Linked DNA regions of Homo sapiens: region 2 is linked to region 1. Evidence: chromatin loops called from intact Hi-C (ENCODE). Cell type or tissue: endothelial cell of umbilical vein. All regions are shown on one strand. Each heading gives the region's core, and the rest is flanking DNA. Links, peaks and the distances in the headings are about the cores only. Region 1 overlaps ATG4A (autophagy related 4A cysteine peptidase). Region 2 overlaps MID2 (midline 2).

Region 1 (11,973 bases), core at 3,282-8,281:
CACCTGTGGTTCAGGGTTTGTACTTTTTCTTCTTGGGTTGGCAGAGCATTGTCTTGCTCAATGTTAATGCTACTCTGAGGTGGATTTAACTTGTAGTCAAAGGAGCTTAAGCCTCAGGACTTTTGCTTGGACAGGCCCCTTCCAAGGCCCTGAAAGGCCCTAGTAGTGTGTTTACATGGTTATAGGTTTTTGCACAATTTGCACAAGTAATATATTTTTATTCTTTTCCTTAAAGGAGAATCCCCAAATTCTAGAAGCCTTGGGTTTCAAAAAACACGGACCCACTCCTGGTATCACTAATCAGTCTCTAGCCTTTCGTGACTGGTCTACATATTTATTACTCTCACATGCTTGTCTGGCTAGATAAAAACACCCAAGGACTTCTAGACAACCCATGGACCTCAGAAACAATATCAGACCTAAGTTTTTCTTAAGTTTTAGATCTTTTGCTGACCGTAGCACTGTCTCAGTTTATTCTGATTTTGTATAGAACTTTTAGCCACTGCAGCTAGATGGAAAGGAGGCTTGAATTTTTCTTCCTTACCATTACATTCTTATAGATTGGGAAAGAAAGACCTTTTAACCTGAAACTGCTAACAGCCCAGCACCCAGATAAAGCCAGAGCTTGGAAAGAGGCAGCTCTGAGATTTGTGTCTTTCTGAGGAGACATCCTCTTCAGAGGCCCTCACTTAGCGTGGAGGAAGGAACAGGAAGAGGCTGATGAAAAGGCAGGAGAGGAAGTTAGGCATTGTGGAGCTCCTCCTGAGCCTGGCTTCATTATTTTGATTGGAGAATTCTGAACAGTGGAAAGCCTGGAGCTAGCAATTAGGAGACCTTTTGTATTCAGACTCTTCTAACTCAGGTAAGTCACTGTCTCTTTCTGGATCTTAACTTCCTTCAGTGGTACTTAAAATGAGGGGATTTGAGGGGATCTCTTCTAATTCTGCATTCCATGACAACAGGAATCCCCAGGTTGCCAAATCTACTCGTATTCAAATGTTAAATTGGGAAACGCCTCTTAAAATGAAATCATTGCTAAAATGTCCATACAACTTTCCCAGCGTAAAGCCACACAGGAAGGCATAAAGACTGTCAGAGGCAGGAGTGAGGGTGTGGACATTTAAGAGGACGAGCACATAACAGCTAACATCTGTTATAGGTTCACTGCATACTAGTCACCATCCAAGCACTTTAAGTGTATTATCTTTTGAATACTCACAACTCAATGAAGTAGGTACTATAATTCTCCCCATTTATGGATGAGGAAACTGAAGCTCAGAGAGGTTAAGTTAACCAGGTTACACAGCTGGTAAGTAGCAGAGTCAGGGTTCAAACCCAAGCAAAGTATGACTTCGGGTGTCTTACTCTTAACCATTATACATCTGCTTCCCTGAATATGCTAGGCACCGGGGCATGGAAGGGAGGGAAAATACAGATAGCTCAACTTTCCGATTTGCTCCAAAGAAAAGGAAGACAGAAAATAGAAACTATTGGCTAAAAGTAGATTTCCCTTTGTTCTTTTTAAGTGCAGTGACTATAAGTTTTATACAGAATATAATACAGACATGTTGAGAAGAGGGAGAGAGGTGACTAAGAAAGACAGCCACATCTAAGTACAGATAAAAATGTGGAAGCCATATTTGTGGCCCATCAAAGTAAATTTATGTCATAAAATACAAGAAAGCATGCTTTGAAAAAAGACACAAAAACATTTGTGATATTATATATGCATTTAGATTATAAGTGCCAGTTGCACTAGTTGCTATACATTTCTTACACACCTAATTTGCTTAGTAAGACATTTCCTTTTTATTTAAACATGCATGTGTGCATGAACAGACACACATGCATCCACACAAACAAGCCAACCCCTAGTTTTTGTTTTGTTTTATTTTATTTTGTTTTGCTTGAGACAGGGTCTCTCTGTTACTTAGGCTAGAGTACAGTGGTGATCATAGCTCACTGCAATCTCGAACTCCTGGGTTCAAGTGATCCTCATACCTCATTTTTTTTGTAGAGATGGGGTCTCACTATGTTGCCCAGGCTGGTCTTGAATTCCTGGCCTGAAGCGATCTCCCTGTCTCAGCTTCCCAAAGCACTGGGATTACAGGTGTGAGTCGCTGGGCCCAGCCAAACCTCTAGTTTTAGATAAGGGATGATGGGTGCTGATGCAAGATCCAACCAACCATCATTCAGGCTGGAGCTGATAGTCTTGTTAGTGGGTTCTCTAGGATCCTTAATTTTCTTATTCCTTGTCTTTTGGCAATGATCCCAGTGTTTGTAACTGCCAGGACTGTGGAACTCAGTGAAAAGATGACAGGAGCTACCCAAGGTCATTATACCAGTCAAATAGCTCTGGTCAAACTATAGGTTGGGAGAAATACTGAAATTATTTGGCTAAAATAAGAATGGGTTTCCTGTGAATTTACCTAGCCCCATAATAATGGAATTGACTGGTTATTTGAAATTAAGTTAGTAGCTGGCTCAGAAGTAAAGGTGGGTATTTTTAGATATGGTGATTTAATTTTAATTTTACATTTAATTACAGAAAAATCTAAGCTGTTGTCTGATATAAGTGCTCGTCTATGGTTTACATACAGAAGGAAATTTTCACCAATTGGTAGGTAAATCATTTGTTTTACTGTGCTTTATTCCTTGTGGATAGCTTGCCTGAGGTTATCAGTGACTTCATAGAAACCTCAGAATTAACAGTTCACTATAGCAAAGAATTTGATTGAGGAGACTAGGTAAATCTTACACTTCATCCAAAAGTTTCATTGCTAAAGTATCCTTTCACATATGGCTCTATTTCATTGAGGGATTATGACAGTATACTTTTGACACCACCTCCAAGTGTTCAGGCACCAGATGATATTACTTGTTATACTTTTGAGATTAAGGGGGAAAATCACATAATCTTTTAATTTGTATAATATCTGTTAAATTACAATCCACTGCTTTGTGGAACTACATGATTATTAATGAAAATTGTGTCTTGAAAGAAAGAAAATAATTTATTTGTTTTTTTTCCCCCTTATGACATGAAAGCACCTTGCCATTGAGAGACAAATTACAGTAGTTTCCTTGGAACTAATTCTAGGCTGTTACCAGCTGTCAACTAGAAAAAAGGACAGCTCAATAGGTGAAGTGAATATGCTGTCTTCATAAAGGATATACAACACATTTGCAAGTAGGGTGGCCACTTCCTAGTATCATGGCCCTGTAGGAAAAGGGCCTACAAATGGTGAAATCTACTCTTCTAAGAGGAAACTAGAATGAAATCAACCTTTCTGTTCAGTGCCAAAAATGAAGGTCACACAGACTTTTCTTTTCTTTCTTTTTTTTTTTTTTTTTTTGAGACGGAGTCTCGCACTGTCACCCAGGCTGCAGTGCAGTGGCGCCATCTCGGCTCATTGCAAGCTCCGCCTCCTGGGTTCACGCCATTCTCCTGCCTCAGCCTCCCGAGTAGCTGGGACTACAGGCGCCCGCCAACACGCCCGGCTAATTTTTTGTATTTTTAGTAGAGACAGGGTTTCACTGTGTTAGCCAGGATGGTCTCGATCTCCTGACCTCGTGATCCGCCCACCTCGGCCTCCCAAAGTGCTGGGATTATAGGCGTGAGCCACCGCTCCCGGCCCTTTTTTTTTTTTTTTTTTTATTGCTCTCCCCAGAAATACCCCAGTCACTAACAAACAAAAGAACAATCTTTAGTAACCAGTGGTTCTGAACTGTTAACTTTCTCTGGCTGAGGAGCTCTTTGCAAGGCTGGAAAATATTTCTAATTTTACTCTGCCAATATTTTGGCAATAGATGATCTCTTCTTTATGTGGGCCTCATTGCATCTTTTCCATACTAATCTGGCCAATAATCCCAGCATTAGCAAGAGCCAAAAGGCACCCCTTCCAGGTCATAAATTGGCTCCCTCCTTCCCATCTTCTTGTAGTAACTCTCCTTCAGTCCCCACAACTAAAAGAAAGGGGTGACCACCTTGACCCACTTGTCCTACAAGGTTGATGACCCCCTTTGAAGTTAGTCTTCTGAGATCATGTTTAGCATATTTTTCCACTTCCACACTGGGAAAAGAAAACAATGAAAACAAAATATCCTCTCTGCCATACAAGTTATCTGATTTCATTGGCCCCTTGGAAAAGGATATTGAGCTCACCCTGGCCTCAAATGTGGGATTTTCTTTGCATAAGGTGTTCTTAAAATGGAACCTATTGTCTTATTTCGTTTATTAACTAATTTTATACCTTTTAAAGATACATTTCTAATTTATTAATATGGGTTTAAATTATGATCATACTCAAAACATCAAGTATTTGCATCATCCTCTATGGGTTCTAGAACACTTTCACAGATATTCTCTCAGTTCTTACAATACCCACTGATAGTAGGCAGAGTATGTACTATTATGCTCAGCCTATAGGTGAGATTTAGATTAGATAACTAGAGACTGGTCTTCTGATGCCTCATCTAGGGATCTTTCCCCTATTTTACAATGTCCTTCTTGCTGTTCAGATCTTCATAGTGTATATTCAGAATAGTCATGAGCCTTCCAAATCTCTTTGACCATTTTGATGATTGCCTTTGGTAGTATTTGTTCTTTATCTAAGTAAGACTGGCTTCCCTGAGAATTTCAGGGCCATGCAAGTGAGCTATGCAAGGCAAGGTTTGGGTCTGGCAGATGATGACATGGAATGGACTAAGGGTTGGTATTCATACATGGCAGTCACCTACCAAAATTGCATGTATACCTAGAAGTCTTCAAGCAGAAAACATAAGGGACACATTTAGTTCATTTGCTTGTTTTATGTTTGGCCATAGAACCTGTTTTGGTTGACTCAGCACTATGTTTGCAAGTTCCAACCATATACCCAAATCTTGTTTGATCTGTGGGTGTATCTGTCACCTCACTTTTCAGAGTATATATATTTACCTGTCTTGTGTGAGTCCCAAATATGCTGATGTTTCAGGAAAGGGCAATTTGAGGAACCCATATTAATTCCCTTCCATTTTGCCAACAGGTGGAACGGGCCCTTCATCAGATGCTGGTTGGGGATGTATGCTACGCTGTGGACAGATGATGCTGGCTCAAGCCCTTATCTGTAGACACTTGGGAAGGGGTGAGTTAAATTTGTTTTATAAACTTTCTCAGAGACCTCTGCAGTATCACTTGCTGCTGTTGATTTAGCTTGATGCTGAGCCTTGGGAACACTCAGTAACAAACTTGAGGGTCTTAAAATGCTCTCTGCAAGCTCAAGTGGTGGGGCTGACAAGTCAACAAAGCCCCTCATAAGAAGGAAACAGCTAATGTTTCCTTGTGAGTCACCAAGCCAGGGAGTTATTTTCCTGGGACAGAACTGAACATCGAGGGAGGTATGTCATTTATCCTTTCCATCTTTGCTATTGTTTGAGTAAGTCCTTAGAAATGCAAGATAACAAAGGGAGCAGGAAGAAGGGTGTGGTGATTAAGTCTGTTTCTTGACCTCATTTAAGATATCTGCCTGGTGAAGGATGTAAGTGACCTAAAGGAAGTGCATAGAGGGAGCTGGCGCTATTTTGGTTTTGGTTCACTAAGGATGTCCAGCTGATGATGAAGGAATCTTTAAATTTGCTTCCTTGGGAGGACATTTAATTAAGAAAGCCTTCTGATAATGGTTGTTGGAACTATTTTTTTTTTTTGAGTCGGAGTTTCGCTCTGTCTCCCAGGCTGCAGTGCAGTGGTGCGATCTCGGCTCACTGCAACCTCTGACCCCCGGGTTCAAGCAATTCTCCGCCTCAGCCTCCTGAGTAGCTGGGATTATAAGTGCCTGCTACCACGCCTGGCTGATTTTTGAATTTTTAGTAGAGATGGTGTTTTGCCATGTTGGCCAGGCTGATCTCGAACTCCTGACCTCAGAGGATCCACCCGCCTCGGCCTCCCAAAGTGCTAGGATTACAGGCATGAGCTACCGCGCCTGGCTGGTTGTTGGAACTCTTGAGTCTTGCTTTCTTAAGACATGTACATACTTCCCTATGGGCATCTGAAGGATGGGGTTGGCTGGATGCCAGTTCAGGCACTTGGGTGAAGGTCCAGTTGGACTTGGGGATGAGAGAGCGAAAGGACACTTTGGATGAGATTGGGCTGCTGAACTCATTGGCTGTTGCTAATTGAGGTTCAGAAGTATAGAAACATCGTTTTCCTTTTCCCACTGTGCAAACTCACAGATTTTGCTACAGCTTTCAGAGAGGATTGGAGAAGGGCCTAGGGAGGTTTCAGGGCTTGTTACCTTCTCTTCAGGGTTTGGGATATCCTGCTTCCCCTGGATAGTATAATAATTTCCATTTTACAGATGAGGAAACCGAGGCTCAGGGAAGTGATGTGATTTACCCAGGGTAAAACGCAAGAAATCAAAGATTTGGGGATAAAATAAAGATATTCCAACTCCTTGTCCAGTGATTTCCCTTGTTTATACATGCTTCTTGGTGTAGATCCATTCTTACTATTTAATTTTTTTTTCATTTATAACACACTTCAAAATGATTATTTTGGAAGTGAGTTCTGGAAGTAGGGAGCAAACTGGAAAAAAAAAAAAAAAACTCCACAGTCAGCAATCTCAATTGTTTCAATACAAAATCAAGTAGCAGGAAGAAGTTGGAAATAGATCTTGTAGCTAAGATGAGTTAAAAGAGTAATTTTGTAAAGATGTCTTTTGGATTGTTTCCTATTCAGCTATTTTAAAATTAAGGTAGAGTATTCACTTGCCATTGTCGTCAGTGAATATTTAGTGCTATTTAGCAGCCAGCTAATTAGGATTTCCCCAGACTTGGACAATTTGGTAGCTAATGAAAAGAAGTTGGATGTGGTTCACCCTCTGAGGGCTGTGCTGGATCCAAAGTTAAAAACTTTGGTTTTAGAAACACTAGAAGCAAAAGACAACTGAAGAGTCTGGAGATAATGGCCTTTGGCTTCAAGTGTAGTTCAGTCTTTATTTCAAACTCTTTAAAACCTCAGGAGAAAAATTTGTCTTGGACGCAAACTAAGCCTCAAAAATCTGTCCCATTAGACAGCGTTTCTAGAGCTGAGAGGATTGCAGTGATTACATAGGGTTTTTGCAGTTGTCCTCAGCAAGTTACGAATGGCCTCTGTAGGATTTAGGGGGCTGTGCTGAAGGCACAGATGGTATCCGTACAGATGCAGTTATTTTGGCATTGGTCTTAGGGAAACATTGAACACCTGATAGCAAAGGTATTTGTTTTCCCAAAGCTCAGCATGGACTTTTTAAAAGGTGGTGTAAAAACGACAGCATGCAATTTTTTTAAGCTTCCTTAGTTGTGAGCTATGTATATTCCCCTGTGAACTGTCGTATATCAGAATAGCACTTCTTACCCGTGAGATCCTTTTGTCAATGCTGCCAAAATATAAGAGCAAAAGCCATTGCTGTCTATGTGGAGATGAGATGCTATGGCATCTGGCTTATATACCGATGTACTGCCGGGCTTTGTGGTGACCTCCTGTTCACTGAGTAACTGGCCAGAAAGGCCTTTGTGACATTGTTTTTATGTAATATTTATCCAGCTCCAGCCCTTGGGTTAAGTCAGTTCCTTGGTCAACTTTTTGTTTTGCTTTTACTTTATACCCACTGAGTCCTTGAAAGCAATCACTTTCCAGATGTCTTTGTCATCAAAATGAAAGATACTTAGAAATGTTCTAACTTGGTCATCCCTGCCTTCTAGATGTGGTGCCTTTGTTTTTCTTCTAACTTTGTAGTTACAATAAAAGTGCAGAGAGGAATAAACAGTTATAAAAATGTTTCTAACCCATTTTTTTTTCTTAAAAAGACTGGAGCTGGGAGAAACAAAAAGAACAACCCAAAGAATACCAACGCATCCTACAGTGCTTCTTAGATAGAAAAGATTGTTGCTACTCTATCCATCAAATGGGTAAGGTCATAAATCAATAGTTTAAAGGCAGTGCCTATTCCTGTTCCTTCTCTTCCCTTGCCTTATATGTGGCTCCATTAAGTTGTCCATCTGCTTAATTATTTATGCAAAAAATTAAGATTTTGTGGCTTATTGGAAGATCTTTTGCTAACATGTTATTTTTTTCCACATTAAAAACAGCACAAATGGGTGTAGGAGAAGGGAAATCAATTGGAGAATGGTTTGGACCAAATACAGTTGCACAGGTGTTAAAGTAAGTAAAAGAGTCTGGCATCTGCCTTATTCTGCTGTCTCCTATGCTTCCCTCCCTAGACAACTAAACCTCCCATCAACCGAGGTATTCTTGCAATCCCGCTAAGCTACTCCTCCCACTAAACCATCAAATATCTGCCATTTTGCTCAGATGGCTCTTTGAAATGTGTAAGCATGGATATCTGTGTTGGTGTATCAGAGTTATATTCACTGGTAGCAGTATATGTGGCTGTATCCTAGGACTCATTCAGTGTCTCATGCTACAGATTGATGCTCATGTGCCTGGGAGCCATTGGCCTGAGGGTCCCTTTGAAGCCAAAAGTTTCATACTAAGTGGTAGAGGCTAAGCCAGCCTAAGCAAGAAATGGACCCCCACAGGGCTCCCACATGCACTACATAATATTTAAAAACCCTGTTCATTCAGCATTTTCTGTGTACCTTTACTGTGCTAAGTTCTGGGGGTGCAGAAATAAACTTGACACAGTCCTTGCCTCAAGGAACTCACCACCTGTTGGGGGCGACAAACCCCAGGGAAGTCTTGGAATCAGTTTGTCATCTCATAGCAGACTCAAGGTGTCCCAGTGTGGTATTTTTCCAGTTGTCTTGTTAAATTCCAGAATTCACCTCCCACAGCAAGAGGCAAGGTGGAGAGGTCAGGACCAACTTTTTGAAAGCAAACAGGGTGAGTGATGTTAGTACTTACACCTGCAGACCACCTTACCTGTTGTCACTCTCCTTCCTAACAACCTATCACTGGATGGAAACTCCATGAGGGCAGAGATTGTATTTATCTTGTTCACTCTGTAACACTAGCACATAGAACTGCCTGGCATGCATAAGTACTCAATAAGTGCTCGATGAATACATGAAAATGGCCGCCAGAATCTGAGGCCAGATTTAGGGATCAGAAGATTGAAACCTTCTGGCCTCCTTTGGTGTAGAATATTAAGCTCCTGGGCATTATGGGGGAACCTGTTCCATGCAAAGTACAGACAGGACCCTGTTTCCATTACTAACCAGTCTTCAGTGAACTAGAATGCTTTGGGAATGTGTCTGTGAGGACAGTGGCCTGGATTTTTTGGGGACCCAAGGAAAATCTGTATTGACTTTACTCCTTCCTAACAATGTAACCTCTCTGAGGCTGCTCTCTTGCCATAGTCAGAGTGCCTTCTGGGCATCGCTGACTCTGCTGAGTGAAAATCTGGTAGGATTTCAGGAATCACTGTATGAACGTAGTGTGGAAAGTATAAGATATTAGAATGGCTGTGCTGAGCCCAAAACTCGGCTTGAAATGGTTGGTGTTAAAATAACATCCCTCAGAATTTGCTTCTTTCTTCTAAATTTTAAGATTACCAACAACAAAGTGGAAACCTAGATTTTTTTTTTTTTTTTAGGACAGAGTCTCACTCTGTCGCCCAGGCTGGAGTGCAGTGGCACAATCTCCGCTCACTGCAACCTCCACCTCCCAGGGTCAAGCATTCTCCTGTCTCAGCCTCCCGAGTAGCTGGGATTACAGGTGGCTGCTACCACACCCAGCTAATTTTTGTATTTTTAGTAGAGATGGAGTTTCACCATGTTAGCCAGGCTGGTCTCGAACTTCTGACCTCGTGATCCACCCGTCTCAACCTCCCAAAGTGCTGGGATTACAGGCGTGAGCCACCACGCCTGGTGTAGATTTTTTTAAAGAATGTAAATGGGTTCCAATTCATCATGATCATTAGCATTAACAACAACATATTATTATTATTATTATATTATTGTTATTATTCTGGGGAAAGATAATACATCAAAATGAATGAAATACAAGGGTGATGGTAGTTAACCTCTTTCTGGGAGCTACCTGGTAGAGAGAATGTGTTTTCTTTGGTCCAGTGAGACTGGGTTTTACCCACACATCCCAGACGTAGCCGGGTTAAACATGGCCTTACTTAACTGGCAAGGAAAGAAGAAGGAAAGGGAGAAATAGGCAGGGTACTTTACATAGACTTCAGATCATCTCTCTTTTAAAGGGGTTTTCTTTCTAATACACCATAAAGTCCTACAGTTCAGCATGGTGGCTCTCTTCAGCTGCTGACCAGTAAAGCTTGGCACCCGAGTCAATCTGCAGCCTATGTCACTTGAGAGGCACTCTCAGGGCAGCTGGGGAACAGTGGAAGTAATCTCTCTCTCTCTTTCCCCTCCACCCACTGTCTCTATCTCTGGGTTTACCTGGAACATATTCTCCATATTATCTATGATCCCAAACAAATATCTATTTTTTACGGACAGCTTCCTTTTTAAAAGTTTTTTTACAGTTTCCCTTTTGTAAAATAAAAATTCAGTAAGTCAGAATGTCTTTTATTTAAGAAAACAAAGTCTCTTGGGACTTTGAGAGCAGATGCATGGGTAACTTTTCTTTTTTCCCCAGTAGGTGTCCCGTCATTTTGTGAAGTAGACTTCTCCAGGTTGTAAAGCAGAAACTTCTTTTTGAGGTTCAGATACAGTGACTCTGTGGCATTCTCAAGGTCTCTAGACATGGAGCATCCCAGAGCTCTGGCAAAGAAGCCAGAGCTGACCTGAACACCAGCTTTTCTATGGCTCAGTGTTTGGTGACTTTAGGAACACTGGGCATAAATTGTACTGTTTTCTGCTGATATTTCCATCTTCCCAAATTGTGACTTCATTATACATTGCTTTGCAGAAAACTTGCTTTATTTGACGAATGGAATTCCTTGGCTGTTTATGTTTCAATGGATAACACAGTGGTCATTGAAGATATCAGTGAGTTACCAGCCTGTTTAACTTCCCAGCTGATGGGTGATGAGTTCCTCCCTCACCATTCAGTATTCTGGGGCTCAAGAGAGTCTCTCTGGTCTTCCCCACCAGGGCAGGGGAGCTTAGGGGAGCACAGGGCTCTGATTCTCTTTCTTTTCAGCTTTCTGAGAGGGAGAACACCATTAGAGGGGCCTTGCTCCTCCTCAGTGAGGTACCACACTCCTTCCCTGCAGAAAACACAAAGTGTGTATAATAATTTATTCAACCACCAACAGATCTTTCATGGAGGCTCACCCTTGTCCAGGCGTGTGATTCCTGCACTGAGGAGTGAGAGCAACCTAAAGATACAGTCCCTGTCTCAAAGGCCCTGGCAGACTTGAGAAATGAGATTCTTCCAATAAGCCCAGAATCCCTATTGGGAGCTAAACAAGTACCCAGTGGCCAGAATGAAGAGCATGAGCCCTAGAGGAATGGCCTGGGCTTTGTGCAGGCGGGGAGTCAGCTGAGCCCTGGTGGCAGAGGAGAGGGCCTTCTAGGCAGGGTGGGGGGCATGTGAGGTTCCCCTTAGTTTTGATATTGGAATATCTTCTAGGGCTGAAGACTCCTTACTTATCCAATATTCTGTTCTTCCATTTCTAGAAAAAATGTGCCGTGTCCTTCCCTTGAGTGCTGACACAGCTGGTGACAGGCCTCCCGATTCTTTAACTGCTTCAAACCAGAGTAAGGGCACCTCTGCCTACTGCTCAGCCTGGAAACCCCTGCTGCTCATTGTGCCCCTTCGCCTGGGCATAAACCAAATCAATCCTGTCTATGTTGATGCATTCAAAGTAAGTCACTTCTTTCCCTGAGCCCATTGCTGCCTGCCCATCACACCGCCATCTCAGCACAGAGATCCGTGAGCAGCAGTCCACAAGTGAGTTGAGAATCTTGCATTGTCTTTCTCTCCAGGAGTGTTTTAAGATGCCACAGTCTTTAGGGGCATTAGGAGGAAAACCAAATAACGCGTATTATTTCATAGGATTCTTAGGTAAGAAAGGAGGA
Region 2 (11,973 bases), core at 4,032-9,031, 280 kb before region 1:
TCCAGTCTACCAATAGGGTTGAGACGCAGGACACATGTCTTTCAGCAGGCTACCAGTAGTTCAATTAATTATTCAATTTTAAATAATATTTTTATTCACGACAGTTATTAGAGCAGTAAGTCCTATCAGAGTAATTATTTTCTCCATCACCTCTCACTTTTCACTCACTAGTCCCAATATATATCTTAGTTCATGATATATGGGGCATTTCTATAAAACGGCTTCATATTTTAGAATTTTCATTATCACATGAGTTTCCATCCTTATAAAAGATTGTTGTTATCGTTTTAATAAATTTTGGCTTCATAAAAGAGGCCAAATTTCGGTGACTGTCTATTGCTGATAGACTTCAACTCAATATTATAAGTCCCATACAACTTTTTTCTTGTGCTGCCCATGTATTTTCCCCTCTACTCCTCTAAAACATGCTACCTTCATCTACCCCAGTGAGCCTCCTGTCTGCAAAATATACCATTCTCTTTTCTGATTCTTAACTGTCACTAGTGTTCTTCTCTTGGCCTGTTTACAAATCCTACGTATTCTTTAATGCATAATTCAAACCCCATAAGACCACTCCAAAACATCACAGCTACGTCATAATCTCCTTCAGGTCAGAAATAATGTCTTGTATTTCTTTAGTATTCTCCTTAGTTTCTAGTACACATAGTATTTTCTCAAGAAATCCAAATGAATTCAGTCTTCATAATGGATTTGCAGGAAATATACCAGTGCCTATAGCTTGCTTTGGATCTCATCTAAGAAGATATAAATCTGTCTTGCCATTATATATACCCTGAAAGTCTGAAAAAAGATCTCCTGTGAACTACTGACAATGTTCAAAACCAGAGTGCTAGCAAAAGTATGGCATGTCCTTAATTTTAATTGCCTATTCATTTTGATCACTGGATTTTCCAACTGCCTACCCCTATGGTGACATCTGTATAAATCAGATGTGATTATTATAATTCTCTTTGAGAGTGATGTCTTCACATTTCCATGCCCACAGCCTGCCAAAAATATAGCTGATGAAAACCAGGGGGAATAGAGGAATTTCCTGAAAGGAATAAACAAGCACATTTTCTTTTTCTCATTACATTTCCACAAATTCATTACTACAAATAATTCTTAAATGCAGTTACATTTACATATCAGGGATCTTGTTATAAAATATTACCCAGCACTGGAGTAAGCCTTTTATCATGGGAAAGTAACACACACACACACACACACACACACACACACACTCTCTCTCTCTCTCTCTCTCTCTCTCTCTCTCAGCAAGACTGGGACAGAGAAAGCTAATGATTGCCAGACAATGAGAAGGGAGATATGAGACTTGGAGGATGTTCAAAGGAACGCCACAATGAGAGTTAAAAGGTTGGAAAATATAGTGCTCTAGAATCTTATCACAGTTGATTACTTGTCCTTCTTCCTATTCAGTCACTCTGTCATCCACCCACCCATTCTCACTCAGTCACCACCTTCTCCCAGTCATTTATCTACTCACCCACTTGACACCCACTACTGTCTGCCAAGACAGATACCCTCTCAACTAATGTACTAATGGGCATATGACTTTCTCAACCAGTGTAAGTATAAATATAAGGGAAAGAAAGTGAAGTATATTTATGAGAGACTAGGTTGAGAGTATATTTGCATACACATGTATGCATCACTGTATATGAGTGTGTATATTCCTGCATAAATATGTGGCTGAGAATGACTCTGTGTCTGTGTATGAAAGTATATCTATAAAATGTGTATCATTGTATGTGAAGATGTGAGAGTGTGTAAATCTTCTGATAATTTGGGTAGGAGGGGGCCATGAGTGTAAGGTAAGCTTTCTGTTGTCACCCTAGGGAGTGTTAGAGCCTCAGCAGAACCCATCCTGAGGCTAAGGATCAATCTAATAAATGAGCCAGATCAAACATATGCATGATAAGAAAAATCTTCAATGGAGGCCAGGGTGGGTTACCATAGGTGAGGGAAAAGAAAAATGTTGTTTCTCACTCTCAGTCAGGTACTAAATCACAGTAGCTAAATATAATAAGAACAAAACATTTGAGACCAGATTTATGCTCTTTAAGGTCTGGTGGTAATGGTGGTGAACATGTGTGTGTGGGGTTGGGGACAGTATCTGACAGGTTTCTCAGCTAAACCAGCCTTCAACTCAATGCTCATAAAATCATTCTTGCTTGTAGATCTGCCTTCTCTGTGGTCTCTTAACTGTTCCAGACTTGCTCCCCATCACATACAATATGTGTAAATCTGTACATATTTCATGTGTGTATGAGGATAAAACACATTTCATTTCATCTCTACCCAAACTGTGCACTAAGACTCATTTGAACCCCTATTCTTTTCTCTGCAAGACTTATATTGATTTCTCTGTCTCTGAACTCATTTATTATTAACAGGACCCTGTTTTGGAAGATGTTTTCCATTGTTTCTTTGGTTTGAGAGCAAGTTTAGCAAGTAGATACTCCTATTATCTGTACCCTTATCTTTCTGTTTTTCTGTTATTTCTTTTGGCTCAAGTTTTCTCTTCACCAATATTTGAAAGGAGCTAACAATCGTTTGTTTGAGAACAATTTACAAAATGTTGACACAGAGATTGTTCTTGGGTGGATAGAAATCCTGTCTGTTATTGTTGGGCAAAGAAACATATTACAGAAATATAATATAGGTGAGGAAAGATCAAGGAAACAAGAATTACTGAACACAAAGAAGTGAGGTTTAAAGGGAAAAATGTGATAATGGCCTTCAAGTTCATGAAAGGTTGATATAATGAGGTAATGCCTTATTCTTTGTCTCACATGAAGCTAGAACTGACAATAACTTAAACCGTAGCATCAGGGATTTAGGCTAGGGATTCATTCATTCATTTAACAAACAATTAATGAACATTCACTTTGTTTACTAAACACTTTGACCACTGTGGTAGGAGCTGGGACACAGGAAATAAGGCACAATCCCAGTCCTAAAGGGACTTTGAACTTAGTAGGGGAGATAGACAAGTGGGAAATTCCAATTCAGTATGGTAAGTGCCATGACAGAGGTTTGCACAGGATGCTCTGAAGCACAGTGGAGGGGTCAGGGAAAGGATATCATTGAGTTCAAAAACAGGGAATCATGAGTGAATTTATTGGAGAAGAAGGACCAAACCGGAGAGAGTCCATGCGGAAAGAATTGACAAAACTTGGTGAATGACTATGATGATTATACACCATGAAGAGAATGAATTAAAAAGGACTTTTGAGGTGGAGATGTCTTGAAGGATGGTGGTATTGAGGAGGACAAAAATGAAATTAGGAAGGGGTGGCAGTTTTTTGGGGATGCTTTGACTTTAGATTTGAGTCTGATGTGATTGTGGGTCATTTAACAATCATTCATTCATCAAACATTTCTTGAACATCTATTAGGTGGCAAGCACCCGGATAGGTATTAGGGTTACAGTGATTAAGAAAGCACAGCCTCAACCCTGATGGAGCTCTCAGGTTAGTGTGGGGAGGCAGATAATTAAGGACACAGTTATGAGATGGTGTGGTAAGTGCAATGACAGTGGAAGAACAGGGGCTGTTACAGAACATAGGAGGAATAGCAAGATAGAATTTGGGTGAGTTTTTGAATGCCCTGTTAGGGGACAGGAGTTGAGGCAGGGAAGGGGAGTGCTCTAGTCAGGAGAAAAGAGTTTGTTGAAACATCTGGAGGACAGAGAGCATGGGGGTTTCTCAGAACTGAAAGGGCAAGTGTCCTAGAAAGGGTTAAAATTTAGGCTTTACCAGTGGCTGAAAGATTGGGTCTGGAGAAATAGACTTGGGAGTCCTCAGCGTGGTGGTAGAGCCATGCAGTAGTGAGCTGAGCAAAGGCCAAGGATTGAGCCTTGCAGAACACTCGTGGTCTAGAAATTAGGCATGAAGGAATAGAAGTTGAAAGAGAAAGAGGGGGATGTGTATGAGAGGCAGGAAGTGAAGAGGAATAGTGCAAGTGGAATACAACCCTGAGTCCTCCAGGAAAGTAGAGTTGGCTTTGGCTCACTAGTCTGAGGGTTATCAAAATAAACACTAGATTTAAGTTTTTAGTACAGGTTTACTTTTAGAATGTCCAAATAATAATGTATCCATTTGAGCTAGAGATGTAATCATGCTATGCACCTGAAGATGGGGGAAAGAAAAGAATATGGGAAGGTTTGGGCAGCATTTCTGATAAGGAGAGTGGGGGAGGTGTGGGTCTCAGCTGGATGATCACAGAGCCTTTTGAAAAGATGGCAAGTCTTTCACCTGGCTTGAGGGTCAGGTTATTCTTTAACAAACCTGAAGTAGAGTAGACCTATATGATATACATCCAGTGTATCACCTTCATCTCATTCTGGGACGTAGCCTGTGTCTATACAACAGCAAATAAATGTTTGGGGAAAGAATAAATTCTGGCATAAGGGTGTGGGCTTCAGTTTGTGAACCAGATGGCATGTTCTGTTGTTGAGAGGCCATATGTAATTGATACATAAAGTGACAGACTGAAGCAAAAGCAAAGTAAGTATTTTAAGACAAGCAGTTAAAAAAAGAAAGCAGACTGTGACCCTAAAAGCATGTGAAGATTCTGGCTTCTGGCTTTTGGAAGAGCTGAAAATGTCGGTGCATAGACAGGATGTCAAAAAAGAGCATGTCAAAGAATAGTAATGGGGCCACTGGCTCAGATTATTTTTAAAGATGAAGTTGTCTTCTGTCAATCAGGAAGACTCAGGTTTGGGATGAATTGGCCTTTCTGCCCTATTTCACTTCTCCCCTTCCTATGCTCACCCCAAGGTTCAATTCCCACATAAAAGCAGTCAGGATCTTGTCTAGGTTTAGATAATATTCCCCTTGTACCTTTTAGACAGCAAGAGAGAATACAGACATTCTATGACAGTGCCATGTTTCAGTGGAAATGATATGTTTCAATAGAACTAATACAGATTACACCCCCTTTTAGGCTTCAGTACTTACTGTGTCAGGTTGATGTGTGTAGGAGTGCTCATATATGTGCGAATACATATGCCTTCATGGAGTATGACAAATGGAGATCATGGTCCAGTTTGTGCCATAATGGGGTAATCTACCTCGCTTTAATAAAGAGGTGGTGTCTTGATGTACGCCTAGTTTTCTTGAGAGAGTCAATGAGAAAGTTACCTGAAATAATCTGTGTCTAGAGAAGTGAAAAAAAAAAACCAGCAATTATTTGAGGGTTGAAGAAGCCATTTCTGTTAATGGGATGCTGTCTGGAAGAAGAATAGCCTGTGCCCAGCTTTCTCAGATGGCAAAACATTTTCCTCTTTGGGAAGGGAATAAGAGAGCACAAAGAGGCCTAATCTATACAACACAATAAAACTTGGGTAAAAATGGAATCAGTGTAGACTGCCAATTTAGCTAACTGAGGCCTTTTAAAATCTGTTATGCAAATCAGCCAAATCTTTCCCTTACTTTGTGCTGTTTAGACACATGTACAATTTTGTGTGAGCTAGCATAATGTAGTCATCTGGAGGTGAAGAAGGTATCACAGTTTCATAAACTAAAATGGCTTCTGTAACATCCATAAAAGGGAAGCACACAAAGACCCAGAGGTAACCTCTTGCAGCAGGAAATGGGAGCTTCATCCTGCCCCCTGGCTGCCAACCTCCTGTCCTGTTTCCTACCAGCAGATATCTCCATTCCAATCTCCCCTGCCACTTTGGCTCTCTTGCTGTCACGGTTTAACTGTCCTGAGAAAGTTGCACTAACCGGGCTTGAACATAAGGAACCTGGCCCAGTCATTAACTACATTGCACAGGAGCAGAGCAAAACACACCAATATTTCAAAACTGAACAACAACGAAGAGACATGTTTACTTTTATATAGAGATTTTAGACACACACATCCACACACACACAGACACACACACACACACACACACACACACCCTCTTTGTTTACTCAGCCAGAGTACAGACAAGATAATTACTTGGCCAAATCAATCAAATTATTCAAACCTAGAGTGGCCCAGAATTTTTTGTTCTAAATGACTCGTCAGTGCTAGGCATGATAAGGAAGAGTGACTTCCTTAGATTGCATAATCGCTTCAATTCTCTGTTTCCCTTTGCATATGTTCATTATTGAGAATAAATTCCAATTTGAGAGGAGGCTTTAATTCCTTGTAAATGAATAGGAAATGAGTAAGTAAATGTTCGGTGTTTTCCTCAAATTATGTCTCATATTGTAAGAAAACAGTGGCAAAAAGCCATCAACAGATGGTGTTTTCATTAGCCAAAGATTTATTTTTCAAAGCATTTTCATATTAATGAAGTAAGGTTGAAATTAGAGTCATCTTGTCAGATCTAGCTCTGTGTTGTTAACATGTGCTGGCATTCTGCAAATTGCTAGGGGCAAACTAACCATTTGCCATAATTTTGTGATGGTAACTCAAGGCGCATAGTCTAACTAGACCTCAAATTATGTGTTCAGCCCTAATTTTTGTTTTCAGTGGCTTTATAGAAGCCATGAGTCTCAGTTCTGGGCCACAAAAGAGGAACACATAGCAGAGATTTTGCTATGTCCTGCTCTGTACTGTGAATTATTTATGAGATATCAGTTTTGTGATCAGTGTTGCAACAGGTTGAGGTACTTGTTAAAAACATTATTCTCATGGAATCCCATGTTTGAATGGAAATGCATTACAGTTGGAAACACAAATTTCTAATATTGTATTTGCTTGGCGTTCATCAATCTACATTATATTTGCCTAATATATCAATATATTCGCCTAATATATCAATATATTCATTTGTGATACATGGAATTTCCATTGATAGGAATTTGGGCCACTGCTAGAGAAAATTATCAACTGGATTCACTACCAATTCCCACTGCCTAACTCAAGCTAGACCCTTTCATCACACTACAGAGTTATTATATTCACCTTATGGCCAAATTTTTGAAGAGGAGTCTAGACTTGCAGCCTCTACTTTGTCACTACACCATACTCTAACCTCAGGATTTCACAAATTCTTCCAAAACCCTACTGAAACACCTTTTCAAAAGGTCATCTGTGACCTCTAATTACCAAATCCAGCTGCCTTTTATCAATCCTCATATTTCTTGCATTCTCCGCATATTTGACAGTGACAAATCCTTTCCTGAAACACATTTCTTTCAATTATCCTCAGTTTGGCCCAGACTTGCATTACCCTACGGCCTTGAATAGTGCAGCCTTCTTCTAACCAGTGTCCTTCCCCCATCCCCTGCCCTGGGCTTTCCTATTTCAGTCTGCCCCACATTTTGCTGCTAGGTTAATCTCCTAAATGCAGCCCTGATTATGCCATTACCTTGCTCAACAGCTTTTGGTAAGTCCTCAGTGCAAACAACAACAACAACAACAACAACAACAAAAACAAACAAACAAAGAAACTACAAACTCCTTATCTAGGCACTTAAGACCTTTATAACAGGACTTTGGTCTCCATTTCCAGCTGCGTCCCCCACTACTCTCTTTCTACCCTCTGTTCTAGCCAAAGGAAACTACTAGTCCCTGAATATGCCATATATTTTATTTCTTTATACTTTTTATTTATTTATTTATTTATTTATTTATTTATTTATTTATTTATTATTTTTTTGAGACAGAGTTTCACTCTTTTTGCCCAGGCTGGAGTGCAATAGTACGATCTCGGCTCACTGCAACCTCCGCCTCTGCGGTTCAAGTGATTTTCCTGCCTCAGCCTCCCGAGTAGCTGAGATTACATGTGTCTACCGCCATGCCTGGCTAATTTTATATTTTTAGTAGAGAAGAGGTTTCACCATGTTGGCCAGGCTGGTCTTGAACTCCTGACCTCAGGTGATCCACCCACCTCGGTCTCCCAAAGTGCTGGGATTACAGGTATGAGCCACCCACTGCTCATGGTCTTATTTCTTTGTACTTTTCTCATTACATTCCTTGTGCCCGGAACATCCTGCCCCCATGCATCTCTGTCTATTAAAATTCTGTTTATCCTTCAAGGCCCATCTTAATTTTACTTCCTCTTTATCTGTGAAGTCACTGTACCTTGAACAGAGTAGGTGTTCAATACATTTTTGTATTAAATTTCTGAACTGCCACTTTTTTTATTCCTCTGACATCAATTTAGCTTAGAGATCACGTCCAAATCAATGATTGCTTCCTGTATTCTTCTTCCTTCCCCTTTTCTTTGCCAAGAAGACCACAGATTGAGATGGTAGTGGGATTAAAGGAGGCCAGGGGAGACATTGTGCCCCAATACAAGAAAAATAGAATAAATGGTGAAAAATCACTTCCATGGGAATAAAGCCAAGGAAGCCAAGAGAGACCTGGCAGGAAGGGTAGCAAGGGTTCAGCTGGTCCTCATAATCCAGTTTGAGAAAATGTGAAATCACACTACCCAGCCTGCAAACACGTGTATCTATGTGAATATATCCATCTATTCATGGGAACAGTGCCAAAGATATTAAGGAGCTACAGGTACTTAGCAGACAGAAAGGGGCCAAGTACACAAATCTCTTCTTTTCCTTCATGTTCCCTCTCTCCCCCACATCCCCCCATCCACTTTTTCAAAAGCACGAACTTTGAACTACAAAACATAGGAACAATGGAGATAGCAGCGTAGCACTTAACATGACTGAGGGAAGGACTGCTAGCAGAATGAGGGCCAGTAAGTTGGGGTATTACATTTGGAACAGACTTTATGGGGTATTGGGATAGTGGGTGAGAGAGAAGTAGATATTGGGGTGAGTCTTAGAGGAAAAGCAGCTACCAGGGCTGAAAGACTTGGGAGTGGGGAGAAATAAAAAAGCCCATGATTAATCTAGAGTGAAATGATACTCTTTTTCACATAACGAATGGGAAACAGTAGCTTGCTCAACTGAAAACATGCTAGAATTCCGGCTACTGTTGTAACAACATTATATTCAACAGATCTGCAAAGTACCCCTAATATGTACCTGAAAGAATCTATGTACCAGTAAATGATGATATGCAATGGATATCTTCTCTTTTTAAAATATTTATTTATTGAGATAGGGTCTCACTCTGTCACCCAGGCTGGAGTGCAGTGGTGTGATCCTGGCTCACTGCAACCTCTGCCTCCTGGGGTCAAGTGATCCTCCCACCTCAGCCTCCTGAGTCACTGGAACTATAGGTGCATGCCACCACGCCCAACTAAATTTTGCATTTTTTGTTGAGATGTGGTTTTGTTGTGCTGCCCAAGCTGGTCTTGAACTCCTGGGCTCAAGCGATCTGCCCACCTCAGCCTCCCAAAGTGCTGGGATTACAGGCGTGAACCACCGTGCCTGGCTGATGTCCTCTCTTGATACAGTCAGGCTTTGCATTTTGAAGCCCTGCCTCTCTTGTGGGTGAAGCCTCGGTGCCAAAGAAGGAAAGCTGTGAGATACAATGCTAGATTTTGATGAATTCCACACTCAAAATACTCTTTTTTTCCTGAAGGACCCTACTGATAAATATAAAATATTATAATCAAAAACAAAAAAAGTCATGGAATACTGCAGCAAAACTGTGACTGAGGGCTGGATACATGGGTTCCAGTCCTAGTTTTGCACATGCTAGTAATATGACTGTGCAAAATACTTTAACTCCACTTTGAAGCTTGGTACTCCCATTTGTAAAATACTAGCATCTTCTACTTTGTGAGATTGTTATGGTTTTTAAATAGTATATATGAAATTGCCTGGCATAGTGTCTGGCAATCATTCAATAATTACAGATGGTCCCTGACTTACCATAGTTCAACTTACGATTTTTCAATTTGACAGTGGTGTGAAAGTAATATGCGTTCAGTATGCTTCTTGACTTATGTTAGGGTTACATCTGGATAAGTCCATCATAAGTTGAAAATTTCTTAAGTTGAAAATGCTCTCTCTGGAACATAACTTCATCATAAGTTGAGGGACATGTGTAATAGTTTTCTTAGTCTACTCATCTGGAAAAGAGATAATAATATCTGTTCTTCATATGCTGTGGGATTACTATGAGGGCGAAATGAGATATTGCCTATGAAATACTTTGAAAAGTTAAAGATATTATCTAAAACATAAGGTTTCTTTAATGTCAATAAATTCCTACATCCACAAAGTCATGAATGTCATATTTTCCCCAATAGTGAGCAAATGTGCAGCATTATTAATTTGTACGTAGATTAGTGCTTGGCTCATGGCAGATGCTAAATGAATCTTTGAAACATTTGTCTACTGACTAACCGATTTTCACATGACATTGGTTCTCAAGCTCATGGTTCTTTTTTCCCCTCTTCTCGGTTCCCCTCTGGATTCATACCCTCTGCGATGACAGCAAACTCTGGAGATGAACCTCACCAACCTGGTTAAGCGCAACAGCGAACTAGAAAATCAAATGGCCAAACTAATACAGATCTGCCAGCAGGTTGAGGTATGTAACAGAAACATTTGTGATTTTTCAGAGGACCTGAAATGGGTGACCCTTTGGGAGGACTTCAGTTTTGTCAGAGTGTAGCCTAGTCATTTGGAATGAAGGATTGAATGGCAGTTTTAGAAAGTCTCATTCCTTTAGGATGCTTGTTCCAAAAAAAGTGTCAGAAACCTATGGTTTAAAAAGAATAGACGGTGATGATGGACAGTGGGGGGATAATAGTTCAAGGGGCAACCTATTCTCCTTTCCAAACAGCAGGCAATATGAAAATCAGACATGAAGTGTGCTTCATCCATCATCAAACTGGACATTATCACTCCTTAAAGAGATTACTGGAGTGTCATAGGGAAGTTGGGAATCCTGGGTCCTTGGGGTAAGGTGAGGTTAATTCAGCACAATATTGTTTCTGTAACAATATTATCAGGACTGCTTCTCCTCTTTCGAGCCTCTCCCCCTCTTCATCCCCTGCCCATGGTCCTATCTATACCATGCACCCCACCTGGTCCTCACTCATTACCTTTCCACTTATTCTTGTCATCAACAAATCATATCTATTTTAAAGTTGTAAATTGTAAAGTGCTGTAAAGTGTGAGGTTTTAATCAATTGTCATCTACATCAAATCTTAGAGCAGAGCTTAGAGGAAGAGCTGACCTCTTCTTAAATGGACATAATAAAATAAAGATGTTATTTCTCTTTCTCAAGAGCATGAAACTTATACCATTTGGTTTTGTGTTGATTTTGTTGAAGAGCTGATGGTAGGGCTTCAAGTGTAAACAGGGTTGGGTAAAATATTATAGGATTCTTCATGGGCAGTGGTTGGATAAAAATGTTTCTAATTCTATTTAGAACCTGATAGTCTGGTTCTAATCTTACTTGTATGACAGACAAATGTAACAGTTCAAGTTTATTTTATTTCAATTTTATTAAGATCTCATCTCTTAATCCAATCTATAGATTCCTATTTAAGAGACTGTGGAGAATCTTCTTGTAAGGCAAAGAATCCTCTTATTATATGAGTAACCTTCTGACCCCCAATCATTTGGATTTCTTAAAGTATTGAGTTTCTTCAAGTAGAGTGTACTTGTATGATGAGCATACCATAGAAATTTAATCCCTGCTGGGCACTCCATTTGTGGAAGAGAGTGGTGCTCTACGTAGGGTCCATAGAGTACTGGTCAAACTCAGATATGAGACTATAAAATGAAGTGGGGGATTAGGGAAGAAGCATAAGGAATGAAAAGAAAGAGCACTAGAGTGTGATTTGGAAAACTGTGCTCTAGACTTGGCTCTTCCATGAAGTGGTGGTATGAATCTAAGTCATTTAGCTTCTCAGTTTCAGTGTTCTTACCTATAAAATGAAGAGTTGAACTGATAACATGACCTTCGACTTCTTTCTAGGTATCACAGGTCATGATGCTGTGAATGGTAACTTTCTTTATTCTATTCTTTTTCTCTCCTGGCTTATTCTTTCCAAGAAGGGAGAAACAAAATATAAAGTATTTCAAAGTGGCTTTCAGCTAATCAGAATCCCTCTAATGTTCCACTCTGTC

What was found. Hi-C counts contacts between places; a loop is a spot of excess contacts. Peaks named below come from ENCODE experiments on the same cell type or tissue, not always from the same donor. Only the 100,000 strongest peaks of a DNase experiment are listed, where the experiment ranks them.
Region 2: a loop joins it to region 1, with 25 times the contacts of the local background. A loop is called at or near these places in 1 of 110 quality-filtered maps.

What each region holds. Positions count from the first base shown.
Region 1 is chrX:108,126,233-108,138,205 of GRCh38, forward strand. It overlaps ATG4A (autophagy related 4A cysteine peptidase), which reads left to right. Exons shown (of 13, transcript NM_052936.5): 3 at 2,549-2,620; 4 at 5,028-5,126; 5 at 7,825-7,926; 6 at 8,107-8,179; 7 at 10,859-10,938; 8 at 11,572-11,759; 9 at 11,881-11,959. Among named protein-coding and RNA genes, the nearest start is that of ATG4A, 40 kb to the left of the region's middle. RefSeq lists an enhancer at 649-1,212. In endothelial cell of umbilical vein, for the core only: no CTCF peak of the experiment used is centred there; a DNase peak (open chromatin) is centred at 5,429; H3K27ac peaks cover 2,998 bases.
Region 2 is chrX:107,844,283-107,856,255 of GRCh38, forward strand. It overlaps MID2 (midline 2), which reads left to right. Exons shown (of 10, transcript NM_012216.4): 3 at 10,327-10,422. Among named protein-coding and RNA genes, the nearest start is that of MID2, 24 kb to the left of the region's middle. In endothelial cell of umbilical vein, for the core only: no CTCF peak of the experiment used is centred there; DNase peaks (open chromatin) are centred at 5,749, 6,299 and 7,139; H3K27ac peaks cover 2,898 bases.